Regions from separate parts of the Homo sapiens genome. Here region 1 is linked to region 2. Evidence: chromatin contacts called from ENCODE Hi-C or POLR2A ChIA-PET data. All regions are on one chromosome and are shown on one strand. Each heading gives the region's core, a stretch centred on a gene start or an enhancer-like site at or near the end of the contact. The rest is flanking DNA. Distances are from core to core; before and after follow the strand shown. Region 1 overlaps AKR1A1 (aldo-keto reductase family 1 member A1). Region 2 overlaps MAST2 (microtubule associated serine/threonine kinase 2).

The links. A loop is a pair of places that touch in the nucleus more often than their neighbours do. ChIA-PET counts read pairs that join two places held with the same protein, here RNA polymerase II (POLR2A). Pooled maps may share reads with other maps.
Region 1: a loop to region 2 is called in a pooled map, with 3 times the contacts of the local background. The contact joins two enhancer-like sites. A Hi-C loop is called at or near these places in 3 of 168 maps with a recorded cell type or tissue (K562, MCF 10A and mammary epithelial cell) and 11 of 50 pooled maps. POLR2A ChIA-PET finds 5 or more read pairs at or near these places in 2 of 52 experiments (AG04450 and PC-9).

Annotation. Positions count from the first base shown.
Region 1 is chr1:45,564,722-45,571,614 of GRCh38, forward strand. It overlaps AKR1A1 (aldo-keto reductase family 1 member A1), which reads left to right. Exons shown (of 9, transcript NM_153326.3): 3 at 1,848-1,967; 4 at 2,148-2,299; 5 at 3,261-3,456; 6 at 3,764-3,963; 7 at 4,206-4,278; 8 at 4,422-4,508; 9 at 5,170-5,328. The coding sequence ends at 5,235. Among named protein-coding and RNA genes, the nearest start is that of NASP, 16 kb to the right of the region's middle. Within about 2 kb of position 2,193, at least 8 of the 41 ENCODE cell types and tissues checked have a DNase peak (open chromatin) inside an H3K27ac peak, as active enhancers do.
Region 2 is chr1:45,881,066-45,887,648 of GRCh38, forward strand. It overlaps MAST2 (microtubule associated serine/threonine kinase 2), which reads left to right. Exons shown (of 29, transcript NM_015112.3): 4 at 1,299-1,330. The region is part of intron 2 of LOC105378694 (a long non-coding RNA gene); the gene reads right to left. Among named protein-coding and RNA genes, the nearest start is that of MAST2, 81 kb to the left of the region's middle. Within about 2 kb of position 3,900, at least 2 of the 41 ENCODE cell types and tissues checked have a DNase peak (open chromatin) inside an H3K27ac peak, as active enhancers do.

The sequences.
Region 1 (6,893 bases), core at 943-3,442, 320 kb before region 2:
CATGGTCTATACTTCTTTTCTCTATTTATCCATCTGTCTTCTGATTGAAAAAAAAAATTATTTATTTTTGAAAATTTTTAAATTTTTATTTATTTATTTATTTATTTAATTTTATTTTTGAGATGGAGTCTTGCTCTGTCGCCCAGGCTGGAGTGCAGTGGCGCAATCTCGCCTCACTGCAAGCTCCGCCTCCTAGGTTCACACCATTCTCCTGCCTCAGCCTCCTGAGTAGCTGGGACTACAGGCACCCCCTACCACGCCCAGCTAATTTTTTGTATTTTTAGTAGAGACGGTGTTTCACCGTGTTAGCCAGGATGGTCTCGATCTCCTGACCTCATGATCCACCCACCTCAGCCTCCCAAAGTGCTGGGACTACAGGCGTGAGCCACCACACCCAGCCATTTTTTTTTTTTTTTTTTTTTTTTTGAGAAGGAGTTTCACTCTTGTTGCCCAGGCTGGAGTGCAATGGCATGATCTTGGCTCACTGTAACCTCCACCTCCCAGGTTCAAGCGATTCTCCTGCCTCAGCCTCCCAAGTACCCGGGATTATAGGCATGCACCACCACGCCCAGCTAATTTTGTATTTTTAGTAGAGACGGGGTTTCTCCGTGTTGGTTAGGCTGGTCTCAAACTCCCGACCTCAGGTGATCCACCCACCTCGGCCTCCCAAAGTGCTGGGATTACAGGTGTGAGCCACCGCGCCTGGCTTTTATTTAAAAAAAAAAATTTGTTTTCAATTTTTTGTTGTTATTTTTTTTGTGTTTTTTTGAGACGGAGTCTCACTCTGTCTCGCCCAGGATGAAGTGCAGTGGCATGATCTCAGCTCACTGCAGCCTCCCCCGCCTGGGTTCAAGCGATTCTCCTATCTCAGCCTCCTGAGTAGCTGGGACTACAGGCATATGCCACCATGCACAGCTAATTTTTGTATTTTTAGTAGAGAAAAGAATTTCACCATGTTGGCCAGGCTGGTCTCAAACCCCTGACCTCAGGTGATTCACCTGCCTCTTCTTCCCAAAGTGCTGGGATTATAGGCGTGAGCCACCACGCCTGGCCTTAATTTTTTTTTTTTTTTTAAAGAGGTGGGGGTCTCACTATGTTGACTAGGCTGGTCTTGAACTTCTGCCTTCAAGCAATGCTCCCATGTCAGCCTCCCAGAGTCCTAGGATTACAGGCGTGAGCCACTGTGCTCAGCCTGAAAAAATATTTACTGAAGCCCTCTTTATGGTAGATGCCGGGAAAATATTGTTAGTTTTTGCTAGACCTTGCTGAGATGGCTTGGGTAGGAAGGCATCTTAGAGACTGGTTGGGGTGGGAGCAGAGCAAAGGGTTTGGAGCCTCTGAAGAGGCTTCTGGTCCCTTAGACTGAAACCATCTTCCATCTTTTTTTTTTTCTTTCTTTGTTTTGAGATGGAGTTTCGCTCTTGTTGCCGAGGCTGAAGTGCAGTGGCACAATCTCAGCTCACTGCAACCTCTGCCTCCTGGGTTCAAGTGATTCTCCTGCCTCAGCCTCCTGAGTAGCTGGGATTACAGGCACCTGCCACCACACCTGGCTAATTTTGTATTTTTAGCAGAGATGGGGTTTCACCATGTTGGCCAGGCTGACCTCCAGCTGGCCAGGCTGGTCTCGAACTCCTGACCTCAGGGGATCTGCCCACCTCAGCCTCCCAAAGTGCTGGGATTACAGGCGTGAGCCACCGCGCCCAGTTCATCTTCCATCTTTTCACCTCCACTGCATAGATGTGCCTGTTATATTTCTGAGCCCCCTTCCCCCAGCATTGACCTTGGGGTGGTGACAGTAGAAGGCTGAAACCAACATAGCTGAAACCTCTGCTTCTCTCACCTGGCAGGTAAAAGCAGCTGTTAAGTATGCCCTTAGCGTAGGCTACCGCCACATTGATTGTGCTGCTATCTACGGCAATGAGCCTGAGATTGGGGAGGCCCTGAAGGAGGACGTGGGACCAGGCAAGGTAAGGACTGGGGTTGTAAATAGAGGTGGGATAAGAGAACTTAGAAGCTGAAGCTAGGGCTGGGGCCCAGCTGGAGGGAATCTGGCATCAGCTTCCTTCCAGTTCCTCTCCCAGAGTTGAGGGTGGGTGAGACCACGTGCTCATGGCTCTTCTCACTGTGGGCCCTGCCCCCTGCACTAGGCGGTGCCTCGGGAGGAGCTGTTTGTGACATCCAAGCTGTGGAACACCAAGCACCACCCCGAGGATGTGGAGCCTGCCCTCCGGAAGACTCTGGCTGACCTCCAGCTGGAGTATCTGGACCTGTACCTGATGCACTGGCCTTATGCCTTTGAGTGAGCCTTGCCAGAGCCTCATCTGGGGAATCAGGGGGTTGAGCAGGATGGTGTTAGTAACTTATTGTAAGTCACAGCAGCAGAGCAGGATAGGAACACTCATTTGCATGCCAAGCTGAGGAGCTTGACATGGGATCTTAGCCTCTTCTGCTACAGCAGCTTAGCTGTAGCTACAGGAGTTTAACTCTGGAAAAAGGAAGGCAGTCTCACATGGTGTGTACCCCAGGGTATGCACCTGTAACCCTCCTGCTCCCTTTATTCATTTAGAAAAGGTGCTGACTTTTCTGTTGAGCACCTGGGGTTACAGTAATAAGTAAGTCTCAGCAGAAGATGTGAGAAGAGCTCACCATTAGTGCCGTGCCCTGTGCTGGAAGAAGGGTGGATAACTCCCTGAGGATGAGTTAAGGAAGACTTCCTAGGGGAGAGGAGATATCTACGTCTAGGAAGAGGAGGGGGCATAGGCATTCCATGTAAACTTAACACCTGGGTTACGATCTGGAAGGATGAAAAAGCATGGCTTTTTTTGGCCAGGCGCGGTGGCTCACGCCTGTAATCCCAGCACTTTGGGAGGCTAAGGCGGGCGGATCACGAGGTCAGGAGATCGAGATCATCCTGGCTAACACGGTGAAACCCCGTCTCTACTAAAAATACAAAAAATTAGCTGCGCGTGGTGGTGAGCGCCTGTAGTCCCAGCTACTGGGGAGGCTGAGGCAGGAGAATGGCGTGAACCCAGGAGGTGGAGCTTGCAGTGAGCTGAGATAGTGCCACTGCACTCCAGCCTGGGCGGTAAAGCGAGACTCCATCTCAAAAAAAAAAAAAAAGAAAAAGCATGGCTTTTTAAAAATTCTTGGCCCTTTGTCCTCTCTGGGATTGGAGTTTGGGACATAGAGTGGCTGGATGGGCAGGTAGGGTAGAAGCCTGGCATTTGTGTCCACACTTGGTGGGGCTGTCTCTCACTCAGGCGGGGAGACAACCCCTTCCCCAAGAATGCTGATGGGACTATATGCTACGACTCCACCCACTACAAGGAGACTTGGAAGGCTCTGGAGGCACTGGTGGCTAAGGGGCTGGTGCAGGCGCTGGGCCTGTCCAACTTCAACAGTCGGCAGATTGATGACATACTCAGTGTGGCCTCCGTGCGTCCAGCTGTCTTGCAGGTAAGGACAGCAAGCAGATGAGTGGTTTAGGGGTTGTCTGCTCAAGAGCATGAGGGAGCAGACGATGGATCTGCTTAAGGGAGATAGCTAGCAAGTTGTCAGAGTGTTGGTGCAGAAGTCCTCTGCATAAAGGTGGGCATTGAAGCAGTGGGAGAGAATGAAATTGCCGATGGGAAATGGTGAGAAAAGCAGGCTGAAGGGGAGTGGAGGAGTCAGCAATAGGGGGTGGTCCAGACATGCATGTCTGGGATGGGCCAAGCAAGCTGGGTGTCACCACTTCATGGTGATGGGTTATTCTTTGGCTCAGGTGGAATGCCACCCATACTTGGCTCAAAATGAGCTAATTGCCCACTGCCAAGCACGTGGCCTGGAGGTAACTGCTTATAGCCCTTTGGGCTCCTCTGATCGTGCATGGCGTGATCCTGATGAGCCTGTCCTGCTGGAGGAACCAGTAGTCCTGGCATTGGCTGAAAAGTATGGCCGATCTCCAGCTCAGATCTTGCTCAGGTATGGGGCAGTCTTAGGGAGAGGGCCCTGGGTTGGGAGGCAAGGGTTAAGGGATTTCTTATTTCAGTGTCTGGGTGAGGCTGAGGATCTTGCCTTGTGATCTGGAGGGAGGCCACTGTAGGCATATTTCCCATTTCAGCAGGGCTCAGGTGCTCCAGGAGCTTAGGGAAGCTGCATGGGGAACAAAATAGTGCTTATGAATACTGACCCCTTTTCCTCATCTGTCTAATCCCCCAACTTAGGTGGCAGGTCCAGCGGAAAGTGATCTGCATCCCCAAAAGTATCACTCCTTCTCGAATCCTTCAGAACATCAAGGTACTTGGTAATGGGTTCTATCTTCTTTAGCTCTTTGGGACATTTTCTTGGCCCTGACTCTACCTGGCTAAAAAGGCAGTGTTGTGGAACCCCAGCTTCTGCTCACAAAGCTGGCTTTCTTGAACCCCACTCTCCATCCTCAGGTGTTTGACTTCACCTTTAGCCCAGAAGAGATGAAGCAGCTAAATGCCCTGAACAAAAATTGGAGATATATTGTGCCTATGCTTACGGTGAGGATGTATCAGCCTCCTAGACTTGGGGAATGTGAGATTTGGGGTGGGATTCTGGCCCAGGTGTGACCTAAGGCTTGCTGGTTGTGAGAAGGACACAATGTTGTGGGTGGGATTGCTATGCTGGACATAGTGCCCTCATTTCTCTTTATTGAGCTCAGGGAAGTAGTATGGCTCAGGGATAAGGCATATAACCTGTGAGTCCCAGTCCTGCTTCTTGATATCTTGTAACCTAGAGCAAGTTATTAAACTTCTCCAAGCCTCAGCTTCCTATGTGTAAAATGAGCCCAGTTCCTGACATGTAGTAGATTCTCAGTAAATGATATGAGGAGAGCCCAGAAGGCGTTGTTGACCTCACTCGAGGGATTGGGGTTGGGAGGGAAGTCGGCTGTACTTAGGGAAATAAATGGTTCCTGGCCTCTTGATCTCAGTTCAGACTGCAAACTCTTAGGGGCAGGGGTAGCTACATATCAGGCTATGGGTTTGGTGCTAGAATGGTGTTGATACTGTGGTGTTCTCTGAGGATGGGGATCCCAGCCAATGCCATCTGGCATAGTGCTGTACACAGGTGAGTTTGTTTAGGAAGATTTGGGGAAGATGCCTGGAGTCTTTGGAATGGCAACTCCTGCTGATGGAGTAATCTATCTGTCTCTCTTTCCAGGTGGATGGGAAGAGAGTCCCAAGGGATGCAGGGCATCCTCTGTACCCCTTTAATGACCCGTACTGAGACCACAGCTTCTTGGCCTCCCTTCCAGCTCTGCAGCTAATGAGGTCCTGCCACAACGGAAAGAGGGAGTTAATAAAGCCATTGGAGCATCCATATTGCTTGCTTGTCTTATTTGCCTGGTCAGGCCTGAGATGGAGGCTGTTTCCCTCAGGGATGACAGACCTCGGGCTGCTGGATGTGACCTGCCCTTGAAGCCCAAATATTCATATCCTGGTTCTGGAGGAACCTGTGAGGAGGCTGAGTAATTCTGTATCCTTGCATTAGGCACGTTGGGAAGTAGCGCCATCTACTGGCACATCTTAAGCACTGCATGCTTCCCTGGAGTCTTCTCAAGAATGCCTCAAATTGGCCACCTCAGGAGTGAGCGATCAGGGCAATGATTGTCCGTTGGTTTCAAGGCAGTGCTGGACCTGGGCCTTAAGTTTCCATCCCCCTGTCCTGACCAGTGCCTAGGTTTAGTAATTTGAAGAGTCCAAGCGACTTACATTAAGAAGTTAGGGAATCCTAGCTTGCAAAATCACAAAAGGTGGGGACAGGGGCTTTCTCCATCAGACACTATAGTCAGTGTGCATAGGTGACCTGCAGGAGGCAACAGTCCTGCCCAGACCTTGTCACTCGGCCCCTAAGGCCCTATCTTATGCACTTTTTATTGGTGGGCACCAGAGACCACTGATAAACAGGTTTTAGGAAGGTTTATGGCAAATCTCTCTAACCTCCAGTCACACGAAACTCTTTACTTTCCCAAACCATTGCTCTTTGTTCAAGAAGTATTTATTGGGTACTTATGGGTTAGGCATGATGCTAAGCCCTGGGGATATAGCTATAACCAAGACACATAAGTCCCTACAGCCTACTTGAGGAGACAGACTAAGTAATTGCATAATTAGTTTAATTACAGTCGGAAGAAGTGTTATGAGAAGTGCAGGGCGAGTAGCCTACTTATTTAATCAGCTAAGATCTGAAAGATGAATAGGGATTAATTAGTTAAAGGAGGTAAGAGTGGGAACAGCATTCCATACAAATTGGACAGCTTAGGGAAAAGTCTTGAAACTGGAAGACGCTGCTGGAAAAGCCTAAAGAAGACTTGTAGGACAGCAACTAAAAGTAAGGGGGACCTGGTGGTAGAGGCGATGGCATAAAACAATGCTGGCATTGGTAGGAACTGATGATTGGAAGGCCTAAAAGACTGTTGAGATTTCTATTATTTATTTTTTGAATTGAGGTCTCTGTCACCGAGGCTGTAGTATACAAAAATTTTAAATTTTTATAGAGATTAGGTCTCCTTATGTTGCCCAGGCTGTTTTTTGTTTGTTTGTTTTGTGATGGAGTCTTGCTCTGTCACCCAGGCTGGAGTGCAGTGGCGCCATCTCGGCTCACTGCAACCTCCGCCTCCTTGGTTCAAGCGATTCTCCTGCCTCAGCCTCCTGAGTAGCTGGGATTACAAGTCCCCGCCATGACACCTGGCTAATTTTTTGTATTTTTGGTAGGGATGGGGTTTCCCCGTGTTGGCCAGGCTGGTCTTGAACTCCTGACCTCAAGTGATCTGCCCGCCTCAGCCTCCCAAAGTACTGGGATTATAGGCGTCAGCCCTCCCAGGCTGATTTTGAACTCCTAGGTTCAAGACTCCTAAATTCTTGGCCTCCCAAAGTGTTGGGATT
Region 2 (6,583 bases), core at 2,650-5,149:
TTACATGGACAGTTGTTTTGGAGAGCAATTTGGAATATCCAGTACTTTATGACTCAGTAGTTCAACATCCAAGAAACTTTTTCTACATGCGCACTAGGAAACAACTACAAGAATGTTTACAAGAGTATTGTTTTAATGGAGAAGAAAAAGATGGAAAGAAAATTAAATTTCCATTTACTAGAGAATAGATAAATAAATATTGGTATATTCATAGACTGGACCACTGTCTGAAGATCAGTGAACTAAAGTGAAATATATCCACATGGGTGAATCTCCCAGTTTTCATAATGTTGGCTGATGTCAACAGAGGAATACATATAATATAATACCATGTATATATAATTTTAAAACATGTAAAACAATACTACTAATTTTTTACAAATCCAAAAACACGTATTGAAAATATTTAAAAAATTAAGAATAGTTGTTAATTTAGGACTGGTGGGAGGTGGGACTTGATACACTTGGAAAGCAAGTCACAGGGGCCCCAGCTGTTATCGTAAAGGTTATTTCTTATGCCAGTGGTGTGTGAAGTCATCTCTTTGTTATATTATTAACTATACTACTTTATTTGTCTAAAATATTTTCTAGTTATCACCCACTGCCCCTAATCCTATTTCATTCCTTCTGTATGCTTGCCACTAATGCCCTTTACAATTCAGCAGCAGTTAATGGCTGGCCTAGAGTGCCTGTAATCTACACTGGGGAGATGGTTCCATCTAGTGGGAAAAATGTTGCATGTATTCTATGAGACATTCCTTTTAGGAAGGAAGGATAAAGAAGTAATAGTTTGCCTGAGTGCTTTTATTTCACAAAAATTTAAGAGACAGGCTGGGCATGGTGGCTCACACCTGTAATCCCAGTACTTTGGGAGGCCGAGGCGGGCGGATCACGAGGTCAGGAGATCGAGACCATCCTGGCTAACACGGTGAAACCCCGTCTCTACTAAAAAAAAAAAAAAAAAAAAAAAAAAAAAATTAGCCAGGCGTGGTGGCGGGTGCCTGTAGTCCCAGCTACTCAGGAGGCTGAGACAGGAGAAAGGCGTGAACCTGGGAGGTGGAGCTTGCAGTGAGCCAAGATTGCGCCACTGCACTCCAGCCTGGGAGACAAAATGAGACTCCGTCTCAAAAAAAAAAAAAAATAAATAAAATTTAAGAGGCAAAGAAAAAGTTGTTATTTAGAAATATGTGGCCTTTTCCATTATTAAGATAATGCTGTGAATTTCCTAGGACATTTAGGTAGACCAACAGGACTCAGATGGGTTCTTATTTCTAACTTGCATATGTTTTGTTTTTCAGAAGGAGTTGAGCCTTCCAAGAAGAGGCAGCTTGTAAGTAGATGATTATTACCATTATGATTATGATCTCCTACTTAGGAACCCCTCTTGGGAACATTTCCCACTATCATGTGGAGGAATCCCGCTCAGTACACAATTTCTTTCTGTGTACTCCTATCTGAGCTAGGGAAGCCAGCAGGCCAACTGACTTCTCCCACTAGGTCAGATCTTCCCCTCCTCCCCATTCCTCCCGACCTCCAAACCTCTTCCCTCTCAGTTTCTACATAGCATTCTGGGAAAGTTACAACTTAAATATTCATCACAGTCTTATACTTGTGCTTTGGGATTTACTGAGTTTTCGTAGACTCAAGCTAAGGAAGTAGGAATATTAAAATGGAAACCCTTTGCATTTACATCTATCCGGTAACATGGTATGAGGAGAAGACCAACTTTTCTGATAAGTTGAGGCAAGGCCAGCTAAGTTTGGAGACTATGTTGAATGGAATAGGTTCCCAACCTGTTTGGTTTTTTTCTGGCTTCAGGGTTAGGGGAGATTAATAAATAGTCTTTGCCCCTGGATTTTAATTTCTTAAATTCTCTTGGACTGCTTTTCCTCTAGGAATTCTGTTGGGGCAGTATTAGAAATTTGGCCAATCAGAATCTCCTGGAATGTTTGTTAAAGTGCAGAGTGTGAACTTAATGCATTAAAATCTCTGTGTTGGGGCCCAAAAACCTGTACTGTATATACCTAAAACATACTCATATTTACCATGATTTACTAGTAAAGTCACATCTGGGGAACCCTAAGGAAATAGAGCTGTGATAAAACAATGGCTTTTAAACTTTTCCTTAACAAAAAAAGAGATGTAATTAAGGAGGAGATCACAACAGCATTCATATTTATTAAGTATACTTTATATACACATCATATGCAATTTTTAAATGTTTAAATGAAACATGTAGTAATTCTTTCTGTTACTGTCCATTTTAGGATTTTGTTTTGTGAAAAATGCTCTAGTGATTAAATTTTCCTCTGAGGTTTTTGTGAAGCCTTTTGGGCTGTTTACGAAAACTTATTTTGGTTTGATATGAAGAGGCTTGAGTCAGAAAACTCATAAGGTTCAGTCTTGACCATGCCATTTAACTAGCTTTGTAAACCTAGACAAATCACTTTATCTTCTTAAACCTCAGTTGCCTTATCTATAAAATGAAGATAATGTTACCTGTGTTTTCTTCTTACTAAGCCTGTTAGAAGGATCACTTAATATATGTATAGTGCTTTATTACTTATAGTTTAATTTTAATATATATTAGTTTTAGAATTCTTAATGGGTTAAATTTGGATGAATTCTATTATTTAAGAGGCACATTTTAAATTTTAAATTCAGTTTCTAGCAGTGGATATTCAGTCTAGCTTCACAAGTGTCCTGAGTCTTCTGTAAATGGCAAGGGCTCTACCAGGACTCTTAGAGGAATGAGACACCAAATAGGTATGCATAACTGAAAAGGAGTAGCTTTTCAGCATCATAGTCAGGAAATATTTGTACTTGGTCATTTTTCTACTATTTCTGCCCCCCCCGCTTTTTTTTGGTTGCTTCTATTTGAAAACTGCCTGAGATTTGCCTTTTCTTAGTATTAAGTGAAATAAATTAAGGCCTGAGACAGGTAGCTTCTTGCAGAAATGTGTGTCCTCAATGAATGGAGTTGCTGGGAAGAAGGAGAAGGAGGAGTATTCTTATTTTTATTTTATACCAGAATAATTTTTTGGTCATTTTAGTGATATCTAAAGTTAGGCCTACTCTAACTGCCTTAAAAACGTTTAATTAATAAGGATCAGAAATAGATTTTCCCTCCTCTTTTTTGATAAAGTAACTCACATTTAAACAATTGATCACTCAGTAAATACACAGTAATATCTACTCTGGGTCAGGTGCGGTGGCTCACACCTATAGTCCCAGCACTTTGGGAGGCTGAGGTAGGTGGATCACCTGAGGTCAGTAGTTCGAGACCAGCCTGACCAATATGGTAAAACCCTGTCTCTACTAAAAATAAAAATAAAAATTAGCCGGGCGTCATGGCGTGCGCCTGTAGTCCCAGTTACTCAGGGGGCTGAGACAGGAGAATTGCTTGAATCCAGGAGACGGAGGTTGCAGTGAGCTGAGATCATGCCACTGCACTCCAGCCTGGGCGACAGAGTGATGCGCCGTCAAAAAATAAATAAATAAATAAATAAAAAAGCCTACTCTGTGCTGGGTAGAGTGATCTAAGTTCTGAGGCTGTTAAGATTCAATTAGATAAATTCTTCTCTTTTGAAGAGCTTACACTTAAGTAAGCCAGAAGTTCTTCAGTTCTTTAATATAAACAATATCCTTTCTTATCTTTAACATTAGAGGAGTCGAAAAAGTTTTGTTCTGGAAGGAAGCAAGGAAACATGGGTACTAATATAGGCTTTGCCACTAACAAATTATGTGTGGCTTTAAAACAGGAGCTCCCACTTCTGGACCTGAATTGCCATACTTGTAAAATGAAGGGATTGGCTACCTGATCTCTATGCTTAGTCATCTCCCCAAACAGTTAAAGTTCCATGGTACCTCTTGTACACAGAGCTGGGCAAGTCTTTGTAGGGAGTGTGCAGTAGGAGGCAAAGTACTGCTTAGCATTTGTAGTAAAGAAAACAGGTAAGAACCACAAAACAAATATTTGAATAAGTTTAATTACTACAAAATTTGTTGTGTGGAAAAACTGATGTTAATAAAATGAGTGACTTACCATTTGCTCCACTGTTTCTCGTCCTCATAGCCTGATCTGGAAAATTTTTAAAGTTTCTATAATTGTCATTTAAGTCTTGGTCAGAAGGAGGGGGCATCATATTTGTGTCCCTGTTTGCCTTTCTTAGAATGGTTCTCCCAAGAGCGAATCCTATGGTGTGCTCATTCCAGGTTATAAAGGCCCGTTTCCTCTGATATATCCTTCATGGACATAGAGAAATTTAGAATTTGCCTCTAGTTTGGTGTTCTTGTCCTTTGAGAGAGCGTTTTTGTTAATTAATTTTTGAGGCTTTCAATTGCTGTGCTTTTCACGTAATATGTTAGTTGCATTAAAATGGACAGGAACTCAAATATGAGTTTCTAGACTTATGTGACAACTTGGCATTATACAAAATACACATTCTTCCACTCAACAAGTAATTCCTCCAAAGTCTCCAAATTGGTAAGTGGAAGTATAGCATAAAAATTAACAGCTTGGGTTTGCAAGTCAGGCAGATGTGGGTTTCAGTCACGGCACTATTACTTACTAGATGTTTTTTGGTAAAATCAGTTACTATATTTTTGTCTTTTTGCCTCCATTCACTTTGTCATTTGCTCAAATCTTTCCATCCATGCATCCATCATACTATATTATTTTAGTTCCAGTTAGGTGTAGGCACTATTCTAGATACTGGAGATACAGTAGTGAATAAAGCAGACAAGGTCCCTGTGCTCATGGAGTTTCCATTCTACTTAAGAGAGACAAAAACATGTATGATATGCCATATGGTACTTACTGCTATGAAGAAAAATAAAGCCAGATATCAGAGAGGAGGATGTGTGTTTCTGTGGGGGTGAGGGTTTAAATTTTAAATTTTAAATTGAATTGTCTAGGCTGGGTGTGGTGGTTCACACCTGTAATCCGAGCACTTTGAGAGACTAAGGCAGGAGGATCGCTTGAGTTCAGGAGTTTGAGAACAGCCTGGGCAACATAGTGAGACCCTGTCTCTACAGAAAAATTTTAAAAATCAAAAAATTTTGTATTGTCCAGGAATTTTCTCATTAAGGCAACATTTGAGCAGAGAACAGGAGTCTGGAATGAGTGATACTGAGATAGAGATAGATCGATAAATATATATGTATATATTATATATATTTATATACTTATATAAGTATACATATATATTTATATATTGTATACATATTTATATATGTATCTATAAGTACACACACACACACACACACACACACACACACACATTTATAGTGACATTGGTCAGATTAGGGAAGAGAGCTGTTACATTCTAATACGCAAAATGCAAACATCATCTATGCCTGCCACGATAAGGGCTTTATTGGGGCAAGGTGGTTATGAAAGTTCTTTTGGCCTGGCTCATACCATTTATTTTAGATGTAGCTTCCTGAAACTAAATCATTTTCATTTTTAGAAAGCTATTTCATATTTAAACCCATCTGGGTATTTTTTTAATGCATTAAAAATGTAGTTTAGAATATCAGACCTAAGGGAGTTGATAACTTTGTTCAAAGTACAATATCTGTGAAAAGAAGATTTTGAAGTTCTAAAGTTACTTGTATCTGTTTACCCAGGCTAGAAGGGTTTTATATTTTACTTTTTCATAATTGAAGCAGCTCTGAATGGCTTTTCTTGCCCAATGCTATAGTGGGGGCCTCTTTTTGATGATTCCTTTCAAATAGGATTGTTTCTTTTGCTGTTGTTGTTATTTTGTTTGTTTTTGTGACAGGGTCTCATTCTTTAGCCTAGGCTGGAGTGCAGTGGCGCAGTCTCAGCTCACTGCAGCCTGGTCCTCCCTGGCCTCAGGAGATCTTCCCATCACAGCCTCCTGAGTAGCTGGCACCACAGGCACCTGCCACCACATCTGGCTAATTTTTGTATTTTTTGTAGAGATGGGGTTTCACTATGTTACTCAGGCTGGTCTGGAACTCCTGAGCTCAAGCTATCTGCCTACCTTGGCTTCCCAAAGTGCTTAGATTACAGGCATGAACCACAATGCCTGGCGACTGTTTATTTTGTTTGTGAATTTCAGCACCAGTACCTAGACCCTGCATTTGGGAGCTTAATGTAAATAATGCTTATGTCTCCAGTTACCCTGAAAGTAAAGCTTTTCTAATACCCATTAGGCTTAAGATAATTTTCCTCATATTTCATGAAATGTCTTGCTTTATTTCTTAGAGGCTATGAGCAGTCAATTGAGATAACAGACTGTAGGAGTGGAGAGGTAGCTGTTGGTTGCATTCATCATGGGGTATGTGTATATGTGTGTGTTGATATTATTGGCATTGCTGGCTTGTAGTCTTTAGAGCCCTTGGGGATAGTTAACCTTTTATTTTGTCAGCTTATTCATTTGGGCAGTGGACTTAGATACCAGATATTGGATGAAAGTTAATGTCTGGTGTCTGCAGTGATAGGCACTGCATAGTGGGCAGGGAGGAGTTCCTGGGCCCCAGGGATGTGATGTGTCAAACTTTGTTCCTATGAAACTGACAGTGTCATGTACTTTCCCATTCTGATGCAACTTGA